Linked DNA regions of Homo sapiens: region 1 is linked to region 2. The links are chromatin contacts, found by Hi-C in ENCODE. All regions are on one chromosome and are shown on one strand. The core of a region is the stretch at or near the end of the contact, and the rest is flanking DNA. Distances in the headings are between cores, read along the strand shown. Region 1 holds the start of ADAM8 (ADAM metallopeptidase domain 8). Region 2 holds the start of INPP5A (inositol polyphosphate-5-phosphatase A).

Region 1 (4,868 bases), core at 1,906-4,405, 740 kb before region 2:
GCCCAGCACGCACCCGCAGAAGGGGTGTGCACCCTAGCTGCACCGTCCTTCCACACCCCTGCTGCCCAGCATGCACCCGCAGAAGGGGTGTGCACCCCAGCTCCACTGTCCTTCCTCACAGGCTTGACTTCAATGGTTTCTACACGGAGCGCCTGGAGCGCCTGTCTGCAGAGAGGAGCCAGAAGGCCACCCCCCAAGTGCCTGTCCTGCGGGGGCCCCCGGCTCCTGCACCCAGGGTCGCAGTCACCGCACAGTGAGCCCTGGCTGTGACAGGAAGGAAGGGTGTGGGGTCAGCAGGGACTGGTGCAAATGGGTCCAGAATTTTCAAATCGAATGCTCTGTGTTCTGTCTTTGCAGTTTAAATATAAAGCAGGAATGATTGACTCAGCTCACTTTGTTTCTCAAGGCGCTGGGTTTCGTTTTATAGAAGCTGCCCAGGCAGGGTGGATGTCTCCCTGGATTTGCTAATCTGTTTGCTTTTTGAAATTACACTATCACCTTTTTGGGTGTTTTTGGCCTCAAAGTGGAAATACATGGTGTTTAAGCCAGGAGCAAGCAAAGATGCATGTGGGGTAAGATCCAGGCCTGGTGTCCACATCTTTCCGGGTGAGCTGGGGCCGGGCTTCCTGAGGTCTGTCGGAACCGGGACAAGCCTCTGGAAACGGTCAGGGAGTTGTGGAAACCCACCGGGCATCGGGTGTCGGGTTTGCTTTGGCCCCAGAGGCAGCCCCGTTCCTTCTCCTGAGGACTCACCCGCCTCCACGACCCTCCTCCTGCTGCTGCTCCAACTGGTCCAGGGCAGGAGGCCACAGACAGGGCCCTCAGGCACCCTGGGAGCCCACACCTCCCCCTCCGTGGGAGTGGGTCGAGGGGCAGGCTCTGCTGCTGGCTGGAAACCCCACCCCGCCCTATCCGGTACCGCCTTGTTACGTAGAACTTACTCAGCAGACTGACACCCAATCCCCCTCGGGCGATCATCTGCCCTGTCTTCCCACCTCCAGGGCTACAGTGGGCAGCACCGCCATCCCCAGTGTGACAGGGCCCTGGGAGCCTCAGGGCTGCCCGGCCAGGTTGGTCTGCTCTGGTTACATTCTGGCCAAGCTGCCCCTTCCTGCTGACCTGCATGTGTATTGTTGTCACCTTCAGCTCTCAGCACCTCGGCCCCCTTGGGCAGTGAGGAAGGGCCCTGGAGGCGAGGTTGGGAGAAAGGATAGCTAGAACAGGATCCTGCGGGGAACAAGGGTTGTGGGCAGCTCTCACCCGGGGCTGCCTCACTGAGAGCACCGCCGAGTGGGGGTGGGGGTGTCCAACTCTCCAGCCACAAACCGCTTCCTCCTTGTCTGCAGGCTGTGCAGGTCTGGCCTGTGAGTAAACACATTTATCAGCAACCCAAGCTGTCAGTCTCAGTGTTGTGCAAATGCCGGACTGGTGAGCAGAGGAGCCTGCTAGCTTTCCTGCCTGGCCCCGAGGCCCAGAAACCCCTGATCTTGTGTCCTGGGGTCTGGGAAGCCCTGGGCCTTGAGAAGTGGGGTTTGCAGGTGGTGATAGGAGGAGGGGAGGGAAGCCTCCAGGGCTGTGGGGTTCAGGCTCCCAGACCCCCCGGCACCTGCTGAAGAGGAGAGCTGTGTTCTGTGGGATTGGGTGGAACTTCCTCAGCGCGGGAGGAGCCTGTTCTGGCCCAAGCTGGTCCTGTCTTTTTAGGAATAAATCCCTGGTAGCTCAGCGTCGGCAGGGGCCTTGCTGTGCCTCTGATGTGGCCAGCGTGCCGCCTTTGCACTTTGCTGTTGAGTAACTTGCACCATGAGGTCAAGGAAGGGAAGTGTGATTGCCAGCTGGCCATTGTTCTATAATAACAGGGTCACCTGCATGAGCTCAGGCACAGGCCAGTATCCCCAGCCCTACCTGGGAGCCTCTCGGCAGCCTGGGGGACCTCGTCCTGTGCCACACAGGCAAGCGGACACACCCCCAGGCAGCAGAAGTCACCTGCGGCCCAGTGCCAGCCCTTGCTTTCTTGCTTTTCATGCCATTCACATTAGGGTAAGAATGGCTTTGAGACAAAATGTGACAGCATCACTCACGCCAGCTTAGATCCTCCGGGTTCCCTGTCCTCCCAGGATAACGTCCGAGGCCCCGGCCTCTTCTTGCCACTGCCCCTTGACCTCTGTCCTCTGCCCCTAGGCCCGTGCAGTTCCCTGACTCGCCCTGCCCTGGTGCCCTCTCTCCAGGCAGGACTCCCTCCAGCCCCTTGCTGGCCCTGCCCTGCCTCTCCCCAGGGAGGCCCTGAGGCCCCCCCCCCCCATGTGATCTGTCAGCAGCGCCCTGTGTGGTCATCTGAGCTGCCTTTCCTGCCACCACCACTGTTCCCACTCCAGGAGGGCGGCCTGGCTGTGAAAGCCCCAGGGAGGGGTCCTGGGTGGACCGTCTGGGGAGCTGTGGTGTCAGCCCAAACCTGCACCCTCGAGGCTGAGCCCACCACGGGGAATGTGGTCACCAAGGGCAAGCACGCTTGGCCGCAGGCCTGGAGACGCCGGAGCCAGGCCACGGTGGGCTGCTGCAGGCTTTGGTCCACGTCGGCCAGCGTCAGCTGCTGTCTGGGGATCTTAGGCTAGGGACGGCCCCTGCACCTGCCATCACCTGGGCTGGGACCCCCACCTAGGGCTCCCCCTCCCCACTTGGACGCCTGCGGGCCCATGCCTATCCCACTCCGGTGAGGCCTCAGCCTGGTGGAGGGGGCGCAGGCTTGGGGGGGAGGGTGGCAGAGCTTCCCACAGGGCTGAACCTATGCCCACAAAGCCATGACTTGCCCCTGCCTGAGGCTTTCTGTTCCCCAGGAAATCAGAGACCCCCTCTCCTGAAACCGCCAGGCGGCCCTCACAAGTCCCTTCCCCTCCAGGACCTGCCTGGCGCCACCTCCTTCCAGCCGCCGGGTCCTTCGAGAGGCCCCCTCTCGGGGCTCTGGCCGGACTTGGGACAGGCTGTGCCTGAGTTTCCTCACCTGTGCAAGGGAGGATGCTGGATTGTGGGGAGAGGGGAAACGGACCCCGCCCCCAGGTGCCGCGCGCCCCGCCCCTCCCACCGGCCGAGGGGCCCATTGGCTGCGGGGCGCCGGGGCGGGGCGCGCGGAAAAGAGCCTCGGGCCAGGAGCGCAGGAACCAGACCGTGTCCCGCGGGGCTGTCACCTCCGCCTCTGCTCCCCGACCCGGCCATGCGCGGCCTCGGGCTCTGGCTGCTGGGCGCGATGATGCTGCCTGGTGAGTGGTTCCAGGGAACCGTCCCGGGCGCAGCGCGGGGCAGGGTGGCTCTCCCCGCAGGACGCGACGCGGACCCCGAGCCCCTGGCCTGCTCGCACCCCGCACCCTGGCCCGGCTTCGGGCTGGTCCCTGGGAGCGGGCCATCAGGTGCACAGTGGTCTCTGGGTGGAGAGCCCCGGGCCGGGGAGGCCGGGGAGGTCGGAGGGAACCTTCAAAGGTGAACTGTGAGAGGGAAGTCCCGCCTCTGAGCTTGTTAGTGGGGTCGGGGCCGGGCCAAGCAGGACGCTTCACCTGCTGCGCGAGGCGCCCTGGGTTCCTGGGATTCACCTGTGGGGCTACCCACCCCCACTATTTAGCCGAGGAGGGAAGGGAGGGCAGACAAGCTGAGGCCTGGAGTGCAGGGGTGTGGGCTGAGGGGACCCGTCTCCTGCCTGGGGGAGGACATGGGGCTGCTGACCCTGGATCCCACCCCTGCTCCTGGAGTGACTTGGGCTGGGGTGTGCTGAGGAGCTTCAGGCTGGAGGCCGGGTTGCTTCCCGCCAGTTTCCTGGGCAGATAGGGGCTGGCTGCTCCCCTGCTGCCTCTCCAGGTTGGAGATGTGGTCATGGAGACACGTCCACTATTGTGTTTTAATGGGAGCAAAGGGTCCTGGGGTTGGTGGTCTCCGAAACCCTGCCCATTGCATGCTGGGACCCTGCCCTCTGCTCTCGGATACCAGGGAGTTTCCAGTTCTTGGGAGGTGAACAGCCTCCGGGAGGCACTTCCTGCTCCCCAGTTAGATGCGATCAGATGATCAGAAGAATGGAGGAGGAGAATGGAAACGGGCAGGTCGGCGGCCCGAGTCCTCCTCCCTGGGGGGAAGGTTCATCCTTGCCCTCGGGCCCCTCCAGAGATCTGAGACAGCCTGGAGACCTGTGGAGTCACTGGCACCCGCTGGCACCCACAGCGTCTCTGAGCACTGTGTGTGGGTGCTGCAGGACACAGGCCCACCGGCCATGCCTGGGGGCGCTCCTGGGGTCTTTTAGGCACAGAACCCTCACTTGAGTCTTTGTCCCAGAGCTATCTGGTGAGTTCCCCAGGGGAGGGTCAAGCCCAGCAAGAGACAGAATCTGAGGGCCCAGGAGGCCTCTGGGAAGGAAACCTGCCCCCCGGCCCCTCATGCCTGCTGACCCTCCCTCCTGCAGCGATTGCCCCCAGCCGGCCCTGGGCCCTCATGGAGCAGTATGAGGTCGTGTTGCCGTGGCGTCTGCCAGGCCCCCGAGTCCGCCGAGCTCTGCCCTCCCACTTGGTGAGTCTAAGCTGGCCTGGGGAGGGTCCCTGGCTGGCCCCTGAGCCTATTTTTGTGAAAGGAGCTTTAGCTTACAGAAAGTGGTGAGAGGCCAGTGGGTGTCTGGGGCTGCCCTGTACAGCTCTAGCCCCCTGGGGCCCATCTCCGTTCCTCCCTCCAGCACTGCCTGAGGGCTCCCAGCCTCCTCGTTCCTTCAGGAGCTCTATGGACCCCTGGAAGGGAGCAGGGGCAGGTTGTGCTGGCCCCGGGCCCCTCCCCAGTTTCACTTGGCGAGGCTGATAAGCCAAATTCCTCTTTGAGAAGTGACGCTGGCTCACCGCAGAGTTGAC
Region 2 (5,174 bases), core at 1,283-3,782:
CAAAAGTGAATTAAGTTACCCAATTTAATATCAACAGAGATAAATACGTGTATACAATTGAAACACAACAAAAATGCTAGAACTCAGAATCAAAGATTACTGGAAAGAATGTCTGCACAGTAAAACTCGTTTCCCTTTGAGACTAAAATGCCCCAGCAAGCTTAATGCTCCTGACATTTCTGAGGCTTTGAAGCCGCAGCTAACGGATCTGAATCATCTGAACAAAACCATGCTATAGTGACATGTTACTGGAAAGCCTAGAATAGAACGCCAAATATACAGACACACACCCATGCCAGGCACTTTTGTAGAAAATGATCAAACATAAACCTAGATGAAGTTGTTAATAATAAAGTGTGAGGAAAACCAGTTCCTCCCCAGCAGGTCAGTATAATACATGGGCACCTGGAAGTTAAAATAAGAAAAACAGAAAAACAGCGCCTTTTGTTAATAAAAACCAAACCTAGCCTGTGCATGAACTGAGCTTCATCAAACACTTCACCCATGCTTGCTGCCAGCAAAGACACAAGACCTCCTCCTGAAATGGAAACCACGCGTGCATCAGTGGCACACATCCGTCATAAAGCTGGTGCGGTGCCCCACTGTTCACCTAGGGAGGGAGGGAGGGAGGGAGGGAGCGTCCGTGGCTCCACGGCCTCCATCTGGGCCACTTGGAGCCTCACTCTGCTTTATTTGGGTTGGCAGCAGGAGTACCAACAGCAGGGTGGCACCGTGGCTGAAACGCCAAACTAGGTCAGACCGGCCTGCCTCTGGGGAGCTCCCAGTGCGCCCTGGGCCTCAGCTCCCTGGTCTCTCCAGAGATGGGGGCACCCTGGGATCCTGGGTGGGAATGAGGCTTGGGTGGGAGGGGCCCTAGAAGGTAAAGGCCATAGGCAGTCAGCATCCCCTTTCTGGCCCTGAAGAGCTTCTCAGCATCTTTTTCTTCAATAAACAAGAAATATAAAGTCCTACAGTGCTTTACAGACTTCCCTTATTTACGAACTAAAGAGATACTAAGTGGCAGGGTTAAATGGGGGCACCCTACCCTCTGGCCCTGCAGGGACAGACAGACAGTGAGGCCGGCACCCAGGCATCCAGGAGCTGGGGCTGACAGCCAGAGTGGAGGGCCTAGGCTCAGAGGACAGGGGCCAGGGGTGGGAGTCAAGGGTTAGGGTTTGGGAATTCTGCAGGCTCAAGGCCCAGGCTTTAAGACCAGGATTCAGGATTCAGGATTCAGGGGCAGGAGCTTGTTGGAGGAAGGGGCCAAGGATGGGATCTAGGAACCAGAGTTAGGGGCAGGGTCCAGAATTGGGTTTGGGGCCTGATTCTGGAACCAGGGTTCCAGGTTCAGGGGTCAAGGACAAGTGTTCAGGGCCATAAGCTGGGGCCTGAGGTTGAAATTCAGGGTTCAGAGTCAGGCTAGATTGGCTTTAGAGGCAAAGGGCCACAGTATGAAGGCTGGGATTCTAGGGCTAGAATTCAGTGATTGGGGAACAGGGACAGGAGGTTGGGGCCACAGCCCTGTGTCAGAAGTTCCTGGGTTAGGGTTTGTGGTTATGTTTCAGGGTTTGGGGTCCAGGGCTCAGGGACCAGAGACAGACGTTTGAGAGCAGGTTCTGTAACCAGAGTTCTGCAGTCAGGATTTGTGGTTCCAGTGACCATGGACCTGGGGTTCAGGGCCAGGGTTGGGGATGGGCATTCCAGGGCCAGGGTTCTGAGGATTCGGAAATCAGGGCTGGGGCTGGGTTTGGTGCGCACAGACCCGGTTTCTGGGGTTTGGGTTCCAGGAACTGTTAACAGGGGTTCTGACAGGGTTTTAATATTGGAGTTTCGAGGTCAGGATTTGCAGACAGGAGTTCAGAGGCAGGGTCCCAGGGTCAACGGTCAGCTGCTGGAGTCTGGAGGATGGGGTTCGGGGATTCAGGGCCCAGGTCTTCAGGTCTCGGGCTTGGGGATCAAGACAGGGGTCTGGGCTCCCAGACTTGGGAATCAGGACAGGAGTCTGGGGTCCCGGGTACAGGGATCAGAGTCTGGGGCCTCTGGGTCTGGAGGTTCACGGTCCAGGGTCCAAGGCTTGCAGTTCGGGACCCCGGGGTCAGGGTCGGGGGTTCCGGGCTTGGGGCCTGCCGCCGGCACGGGGGACTTACGTCGTCGAAGAGCGAGCCCACGTTGGCCGTGACCAGCAGCACCGCGGTGCCCGGGGCGGCCGCCTTCCCCGCCATGGTGCCCGGGCGGCGCGGGCGCTGGGCTGGGCGGCGGCGGCGGCGGCCGCTTCCTCCGGGACCGGCCGGCCGGGGTCTTCGCGGGGCCGCGGGGCGTCAGCTGCGCCGGGGGGCGGCCCCGGGGCGCATCGCGGGCTCGGCGGGTCGGCCGGGCCTGGCCGGGGCTCCGGCCTCGCGCTCGCTCGCTCGCTCGCTGCTCCGCGGCCCCGCGCCCGTCGCTCGCCGCCGCGCCTCACAGCGGCCCGCGCGCAGCCATTAGATCCGCTGGGAAAGTTCCCGCAGCCGCCGCCGACTCAGGCTGAGGGCAAGTCCCGCCCCGCGGAGCCGAGCCCGGGGCGGGGCCTGGGCGGGGCGGAGCCTGACTCGGGGTGGGGCCTGTGCGGGGTGGAGCCGGGCCTGGGGCGGAGCCTTGCTGGGGGCGGAGCCTTGAGGTGCGGAGCCTGAGTTGGGCCTAGATCTGAACAGAGTGGGGCGGGGCCTGCGGGGGGCGTGGCTTGTGCGGGACTTGGTGTCCTTGTGGAGGCGGGGCCTGCCCCGGGGCGGGGCCTCCTTTCGGGGCGGGGCCTACGCGGGGCGCTCTTGCGACCGGCGGCCTAGTACTGGTCGCTCCCGGAGGGCGCTCCTGTCAGTCAGGCCCGCAAGAACGCCGCGCCCCCGCCCCGCCCCCCGCGCCGCGGCTGCGCACAGACTCCGCCCTTCGCACTTCTATGACGTCACGGCCCTGCTCCGGCGGCGCCTCTTAAAGGGGCCCTGGGTTCCGGGCGCCGGCGGCGGGTGCGCTCTCTTGCGGCTCTGAGGGGATGTTCCAGCCCCCGCGCGGCCGCAGTCGTCCAGCCGCGTGCCGGGCGTGCGGGGGAGGGGAGCCCACCGGGGCGGCGGCAGTCGCGCCTGCAGGGGCCGGGCCACGCGCGCCCGGCTCTCCGCGCAGACGGAGCGTGGACCGTGCAGCTTCCCGGCGCGTCCACCCGGCTCCCTGGCCGCGACCTCACTCACGAGGAGCGGCTGCGGCCCAGAGAAGACGGAGGGGAGGCGGCGTGAGGCCAGGCGCATCCTGACGTCGCGGAGGGCTCCGGCCCGGGCCAGGCTGGGTCTCAGCGCGGGGCGTGCAGGGAACCCTCGCAGGGACGAAGGGGGCTCCAGGGGAGGGGGCTGGTGCGGGCCCAGGAGCGCAGAGCACGGAGGAGCAGCCGGCTCGGCGCGGGCCCCGGGGCAGCGATGCTGATCCTGGCCGCCGGAGGGGCCAGAGCATGGGCTGGACCCTGGGTCTGAGGCCGCGGGGACACAGCCGCCGTGAACCGGGACATGCCTGTAGATGGAGGAGGAGAACCACATTTGTCATCTTAAAGCTTCCAGTAGCTACATTTTTTAAAGGTAACAAGTAATAGCCAAAGTTAACAATACGTTTTACTTAACCCAATAGATAGATACATCATTCAACATGTAACCAGAATTTAACAACCTCAGTGAGATTCCTTCACAGGAAGGCTTTGCACGGGCACCTGCCTCTTGGCAGCAGCTCACAAGGCCGCTTCCAGTGCTCAGCAGCCCTGTGTGGCCAGTGGCCACCATGCGGAGCAGGCACTCCGGAGGATTTTGTGGACACAGATTTAGGGGCGGTCAGGGCCTGGCAATGGGCTCTAGCGAGGCTAGCCTCCAGCTTCTGAGTAAACCGCCAAGGCAATGCCCAATGACATCAAAAGGGGCTTGTTCTGTTCTAGGAAGACACCTGCTGCCAGGGCGGGGCGGCAGGAATGGTGCTGCAGGCTCGGGCCCCAGGCCTGTGCTGAGGCCGCATCACTGGCTTGTGTTAACACCCCCAGGGTTCCTCCTTACGGCCACCGCTGAGCAGGACTCCAGCAAAATCCATTTGATGTATAAACCAATGTCTACTTTAGTCAGTAGGTGCCTGCTACAGACTGAATTCCGCCCGCCCCACCCCACCCCACCCCGCAAATTCATGGGTTGAAGCCCTAACCTCCAATGTGACTGTATTCGGAGGTGGGCTAGCGGGGGTAATTAATGTTAAGTCGTGCAGTAGGGCTGGTGTTTAATGTTAAGTCGTGCAATAGGGCTAGTGTTTAATAGAAAGGGCTCAGTGCTGTCCCCACCCTTACATGTGCAAAAGAAGTGGCAGTGTGAGTGCACAGTGGGAAGCTTCACCCCAGCCAGCCACAAACCCTGCACCAGAAATCCAACGCTGCTGGAACTTGATCTTGGATTTCCAGCCCCCAGAACTGTGAGAAGTAAAAGTCTTGTTTCAGCCTCCCAGCCTGTGATATTTCGCTACAGCAGCTGAAGCTGACTGATGTAGTCGCTTATTTTTCTTTTTAACAAAATCAGCACATGCTAAGGGTACCCTTAGTAGAAACCAAATGTGGGGGTGTCACTGATCCCTGGAACGTGCTTTCTGAGAAGGGACATTGCCTCCTCACTTCTCCCCGCAGGCTGTGCCCTCACACCCGGCTGAGGCAGCGTCCCCCACCCCTTGTGCCCTCCCTGCTCCCCCCTCCTCCTCTCCTCGCCAGCCAGCTCCTGCCATGCCTGGACGTTGGCCTCTGCCCTTCCTCCAGGCAGCCACCTCCTCTTTCCCATGCACCCCTCACCCACCACAGGTTCAGCCCCTCACAGTTCTCCTGCCTCCTATATTCCGTGCTCATTACCAGAACCTCCAGAACCCAAGGGGGTGCGGCCTGGACCTCCCACTTCTGCATCCACGGCCCTGGGCATAGCCTGGATGTTCTCATCACCAATGACCACACCAAGGCCGAATCCAGGCACCTTGCCCTCCCCACCACCTCCTCTCCTTTGGTTTCACTTCCGTGGGACCTCATGGAAACCTACAGCCCATGCTGCTCCCATGCCTTCGTTAGCCACCGCCACACGTGCACACCCACACAGAAACACATGCACACGCATGCACTTGCACGCACACACATCTGCACATGCGCATGC

Evidence for each region. A loop is a pair of places that touch in the nucleus more often than their neighbours do. Pooled maps may share reads with other maps.
Region 1: a pooled map shows a loop between it and region 2 (11-fold over the local background). The contact joins the promoter of ADAM8 here to the promoter of INPP5A in region 2. A Hi-C loop is called at or near these places in 3 of 168 maps with a recorded cell type or tissue (CD4-positive, alpha-beta T cell, CD8-positive, alpha-beta T cell and naive thymus-derived CD4-positive, alpha-beta T cell), 17 of 37 single-sample maps with no recorded cell type and 16 of 50 pooled maps.

Annotation. Positions count from the first base shown.
Region 1 is chr10:133,275,155-133,280,022 of GRCh38, reverse strand. ADAM8 (ADAM metallopeptidase domain 8) reads left to right here and starts at 3,155. Exons shown (of 23, transcript NM_001109.5): 1 at 3,155-3,251; 2 at 4,436-4,539. The coding sequence starts at 3,206. It overlaps TUBGCP2 (tubulin gamma complex component 2), which reads left to right. Exons shown (of 18, transcript NM_006659.4): 18 at 122-1,388. The coding sequence ends at 257. RefSeq lists enhancers at 1,131-1,210, 1,701-1,750, 3,065-3,712, 4,716-4,868 and a silencer at 2,906-3,465.
Region 2 is chr10:132,535,145-132,540,318 of GRCh38, reverse strand. It overlaps INPP5A (inositol polyphosphate-5-phosphatase A), which reads right to left and starts at 2,532. Exons shown (of 16, transcript NM_005539.5): 1 at 2,148-2,532. The coding sequence starts at 2,222. LOC107984282 (a long non-coding RNA gene) reads left to right here and starts at 3,396. Exons shown (of 4, transcript NR_158224.1): 1 at 3,396-3,593. RefSeq lists an enhancer at 1,582-1,631 and a silencer at 2,412-3,511.